Regions from separate parts of the Homo sapiens genome. Here region 1 is linked to region 2. A link is a contact called in ENCODE Hi-C data. All regions are on one chromosome and are shown on one strand. Each heading gives the region's core, a stretch centred on a gene start or an enhancer-like site at or near the end of the contact. The rest is flanking DNA. Distances are from core to core; before and after follow the strand shown. Region 1 holds the start of LINC01725 (long intergenic non-protein coding RNA 1725). Region 2 overlaps LINC01725 (long intergenic non-protein coding RNA 1725).

Region 1 (2,700 bases), core at 189-2,688, 100 kb after region 2:
GTACAGTCATTCTGAAGGCTCTATCGTAGGGAATGAAAATGAGACTTCATCTCTTAACTTTAGAAATACAAAAATCTTCATAACAATCTTATGGGGACTATAATTATCATCCCCATTTCACAGATAAGCAAAATGAGAAACAAGGTATTAAGCAACTTATACAAGGTCAGCCCATTAGTAAGTGGTGCAGCTGGGATGTAAACTCTGGCAGTTTAGCTCCTGAGTCCAGCCTCTTAGCGACTACATTACACACCTCTCATCTGGATAAAACATAAAACTGTAGAAAATCCAGGAGTCCTTTCTAAAGAGAGAGGTTTTAGCTGGGTTTTGGAGGTACGTTGTCTTTTTTTTTCTTTTTGCCTCTTTCTACTATATGCCCTTATTTATAACCTAAAATATTAGATATGAAATTCTGCCTTCTGTTAAGCAAATGACCCATTATGCCTGATGTCCATAAGGGCCATTCCATCTGGAAACCAGAGCTAGTCCCTTAATTGTTCCATGCTAATAGTTAATAGAACATTTGATAGAATTCCTTACATATACCTTTGTTATTTAGCCTTATGACATTTCATTAGAATTATTTAGATGACTTTTTCCTGTACTAGAATTTGAACTCATGGAAAGTGAGGATGTTATTAATAATTTGTTTCTCTGTTATCTAGCATAGCAATTGACACACAGCTGACACTCAACATACATTTGTTAAATAGAAATTACATGCCACAAAGAAAGAAAGCCTGAAAGAAACAACCTTAGCCTGCATATTAAACGCACAGATAATTGCCTGTTTTACACTAAATGAACTTTTTAACAACAATGAAAAAAATTTTTGGACAACTTTCCTGACCTCTATCCTTTATTCCTCATGTAAAATAGGTCAAAAAGTCTGAACGATCCTTTCTCAGACATGTCTCCTGAATCTGGATCATCACCATGCCACCCGGGGTAGGCTCTGGTCCTAACCGGCCTGGACTCTGAGCAACGGTGTCCTGACTGCTCTCCTGACAACTGTCACTCCCAGGCCCGGCCACTCGCCGTCTCAGCGCCCCCTCGCGGCCCTTCTCTACCCACCTCGGGACTTCCCAGGCCTCCTGGCTGCGCCGCAGACCCTCCCCGTCCCAGATCCCGCCAGGGCCCACTCGGGCTCCAGCCGCTGCCTGGGACAGCCAAAGGCCGGCCCGGGCGGTTCTTCCCCAGGTGGTCCGGGGCGTCCCGGGCCGCACTGGCCTGGCCCATGGGCCCCGAAGAAGGCGCTCACCCAAGGACCACTGTCCGAGCGGCTTCCCCCGGCCCGGCCTGGTGCCGCGTCCCCACCAGCCCGGGGTGGCAGGTTCTACTCGGGAAGCCTGTTTTATGTCTTCTTTCACGCCCATATCACACCGACAAGGGTGAAGCTGTGGAACTTATACCTCGGCTGGGCCCCGCCGCCAACTCCTAGGGCACGGGAACTGCGCACAGGCCGGGGTTCCGCGAGGGGCGGAGCTTCCCGCTCTGCCCTCGGGCAGGTGAGCCGGAGCCTGGCACGTGGGCCTGGGTGTCCTGACAGCCCTGGCCCCCGCCGCCTCTGTACCAGGGAGAGCGCCTGGAAGGCGCCGCTGCCTCTCTCTCCCTACGTGCCCACCTGCCTCTAGGAACTGGTGAGTTACTTCAGTTCTATGTGAGTCTCCAGTGCCACAATTTAGTGTGTACACCAAACGGTGTTATTGAATAGATGAAGATGATTACCACCTGGTAATGAGTTTCCTTAGTCCCGTTCTTATAGAACCTGAAACTCAACGCTAACCACCCCCCCCCCCCGACTTAGAATCACAAACTAGATAGAATCTTTCTGACAATCGGGTGAGTTGGGTTTAATATGCAATGAGGAAATTATACTTTACTCCAAAAACTAGTGCTTGTTATTTTCCTCACAACAAAACTCTCAGATAGACAAAGTTGGCAACCCTATTCCACTCAGCTAGTCGATAAAAGAACCAGGATGGAACTATGATGGGAACCCACATCTTCAGCTTCCTATTGCAGTGTATGTTCTATTACATATGAAAAAGAGACAATAAAGTAGAGGATAAGTAGGACGCTAAAGAAGTAAGGAAAGGAGAGAATCCAGTGTTTGTAAGGAGCTTTGTTTTATTTTCCCAAAGCTTGGAGATTACTTGGCAAAGTGTGATGGTGCTACACAGCCCGTAAGAAATTTGTAATCACCCATCTAACAAGTACCTAGGCTGGATCTGCAAACTGCGTGGAAATTTCTAGCACGTGTGGGAAGAAGCATGATCAACATTTCTTAGACCATTTCAGGTCCGGAAGTGGCCCTCTTGCAGTTTAGCAGGACATATATTCTCAAGAGATTCTGAGTAGCCACAGAACTTACAGAAGTTGTCATTATTTACCTACTGCTCAGAAAAACAGGACACTGTCTGTGGGCCAATTTGCTAAGAAAAAAATTTAAATAATATGTAAATAAATGTAAATAATGTAGAAGCACAATCTGCCTTTGCTTTTTCTTATAAATATAAGAAAATATTTTCATTAAAATAACCAAAAAATAGACAAGATTTACCCAGCACCTTTAGAATGAAAGTAACGTGGCAGTGCTTCACTGGGAAAAAGTGAAGCTGAATGAGATGAAATTTAGAAACTGAGAAATGGTCAGGAAAAAACAAGAATTCAAAAAGCAAATAGAAGTATTATTTGACT
Region 2 (2,700 bases), core at 123-2,622:
TCATCTAGAGAAACGGAGTCCCTGGGAGGTGGCTTGAGTGATGGACAGGACCCAGGGCTAGTTCTAGGACACTGGCCCACGCCTCAAGTATTTATTTTCCCTGCTGTTCTCTGGAAAAAATCTGGCATTACATTTATGATTTAATAAATGGCAATCCTGTGTCGGCTGCACATTTTTGCACATCAGAAGAGGTTCCCACATTGTCACTTTGCCTTCTCCTCACCAGATAAACTGCTGAAACTCTCCCACGTCAAATAACCTAGAAATGTACCGATAATGAATCTTTCCCAGTGCGGCTGTGCCATTCACTCACTTAAACTTCAGCTGCCTGCTGAGGCTCTCGGTCCTTGAGAATAAATATACATTAGATGCAAGCAGGGTACATACAAACGCCAAGAAATAATACAAAGCAGGGTGAACAGCTTGCAGGAGGAACCTGCGGAAGACTCCAGTCTCTCTACAGCAGGGAGAGTCTCTGAGTGGGGAATCAGCTTCAAAGAGATGAGCTACGGAGACTAAGTCCTCTAATCACTAGCTTTACATGCACTGAGATTGACAAGCTGGTGGGCAGCCCCAAATGGCAGCCCTAGGCATGATAGAGAACTTAGCTTCTCCACAGCCCAGCTCGGCTGCCAGAACTGTGCTCCCTGCAACTCCCATGGCCAAATGGGTAGACGAACTGTTTGTCTTTTGTTTGGTGTAAAAACCCATAGAGAAATCCAGCTTGTATGCAAGCTCTGCAATGCTAGGGTTTTATCTGACCTCACTTTTATTGCTCAAATGCTCCAGACTCTCTTTCCCTTCCTCTTGCTCAGCGATTGACCCTTTTCCTTGAAATAAGCAAATAGCATGTATTAAAAATCATTTCAGGCTATGGGGTCCTGGAGCCAGGGATGAGGATCAGAGTGTGTGACATCACACTCTGATGTCAGAGTGTGTTGACACCAACATTCTCCTGCAGTATGCAGACACATAAGGATGCTGGTGGAATTTCAGAGATTGTCTCCTGGAGCTGCTGTGTCCCCTGTGCAGCAATCTGGAGGCTCCCTGGTGCCTGGGTTCACCTGGGGAGCTCTGCTACCACTGGCCCCTGGTTCTCCCCTCTAGAGGCTCATGAGATTCAGTTCTCAGGGTCCTTGGCTCTGGAAATTGCTGCTTCTGTCAGTTACTACAGCTTAGACTCAGTGTACGTTAGGGTGTGTTAGGACATGGCATGAATATTATTTGCTCCTGTTCTTATGAAAATGTGTATAACTGAAAGGAGTTACCTTTACCTGTGTGTTTGGAAGGTGCTTCACAAAACTGTTCTGCCCAGCTCCCTCCCTATAGATTCTGAGTTACACTTACCACTTCCCAATTCTAGAGACTTTCTCTTTTGCAGCTGCCTCATCTAGGGGAGTCCCCCAGGGGCCACACTGTTGCCTGACAAGCAAATGAAGCCAGGAGGAAGCAAGAAAGGCCGCCACAAAGCCATCCCCTCTCGCAACAAAGCCCTAAGCTCCTGCTTGCTCATTTGATTAAAACAAAGTCTCCAACTGCCTCCCACAGCACCCTCCCTTGGAGAGTTCATGCTCAGAGCCACCGAGTAATTTTTATTGTATAACAAACAGTTGCTTAAATAGGTTGTCTGCAAATGGTCATTATATCCGCCTCCCCCTCCACCTGCCACAAATCTCCCATGGTGGGGGGCAGGCCCTGGCAGCTGTCCCCCTGCCCACCCACCCCTCAGCAGCCCTCATAAATAAGCTCCAGTATCAGCAGGACCAAGAGAGACCTGCAGTGGTAGGAGGGGCTGGACAACCTGGAACTTTGAAGGAAGAATTCCAAATGCTCTGTGGCACACTTAGCACTTTGAGAGAAGGGAGGCTGTGGGAACAGAGTCAGATTTCTTCTGCAGGGAAATTACTCAAATAGGTTTTAAAATTTATAGTCCGTGTTGTGATAATAAATAAAAATAAAATATACTCCCCCCAACTCAGAGTTTCTTTGGCTGCAGAAGTCCTCTGGGGTTGGCTCCCTCTACTGCTATGCTGTTTAGACAGAAAACTGGAGAGTAGTTTTCCCTGAAGCTGCTCCAAGGCTCCGGCTTCTATTCCCAGTTGAATTTGCATTCCACCGGCTTGATTCCTCCTAAAAGGCACCTTCCTTCTCTGCAGACTAGCGCTGACCACCCTGACCCCCTCCACACCTCCTGTTCACTCCCACTATGATTCCTTCTTTCCTTTGGTTTCTGTCCTGCTTGGCCAGAGAAGCCCCTCCCAAATCACGAGCAGCTTCACTAAGCCATTGACAGCACACACTGATGTCTAATAACAAAGCATTGCTCAACGATCCTCACCCTATCTACCCTGTTGGTCCCAACTCCAGTGCCACTGCCCCCCATTCCGGCTCACATCTGTCTGCTGCATAACCCAGAGAGGTGACATGCAGAATTAAATTTAAACATTCAAAATCTAGGGTTCCAATTGTGGGTGCAGTTACATAATTACAACACTTACCATATAATAGAATAACATTGTTTAGGGTAAGATTTTGGAGTTGCACTAATGGATGCTTTTTTCTGTTTTCTGTAAACAGTCTTGATATATTGAAGAGGAGACATTGTCAGTAATCACAGTACTTCTCAATGCATCTCGTGAATTGTGTCCAAATGTAAGAAAAGCAGACTAGTTTTGAAATATCAACATCTGCCCTAATTTA

The links. A loop is a pair of places that touch in the nucleus more often than their neighbours do. Pooled maps may share reads with other maps.
Region 1: a loop to region 2 is called in a map of B cell, with 5 times the contacts of the local background. The contact joins the promoter of LINC01725 here to the enhancer-like site in region 2. A Hi-C loop is called at or near these places in 1 of 168 maps with a recorded cell type or tissue (B cell), 1 of 37 single-sample maps with no recorded cell type and 7 of 50 pooled maps.

The regions. Positions count from the first base shown.
Region 1 is chr1:83,859,558-83,862,257 of GRCh38, forward strand. LINC01725 (long intergenic non-protein coding RNA 1725) reads right to left here and starts at 1,439. Exons shown (of 3, transcript NR_119375.1): 1 at 1,262-1,439. It overlaps LOC101927560 (a long non-coding RNA gene), which reads right to left and starts at 989. Exons shown (of 3, transcript NR_119374.1): 1 at 851-989. RefSeq lists silencers at 1,118-1,297, 1,398-1,527.
Region 2 is chr1:83,759,864-83,762,563 of GRCh38, forward strand. The region is part of intron 1 of LINC01725 (long intergenic non-protein coding RNA 1725); the gene reads right to left. Among named protein-coding and RNA genes, the nearest start is that of LINC01725, 100 kb to the right of the region's middle. RefSeq lists an enhancer at 1,038-1,187. Within about 2 kb of position 1,373, at least 2 of the 41 ENCODE cell types and tissues checked have a DNase peak (open chromatin) inside an H3K27ac peak, as active enhancers do; they include B cell, where a contact is called at or near this core.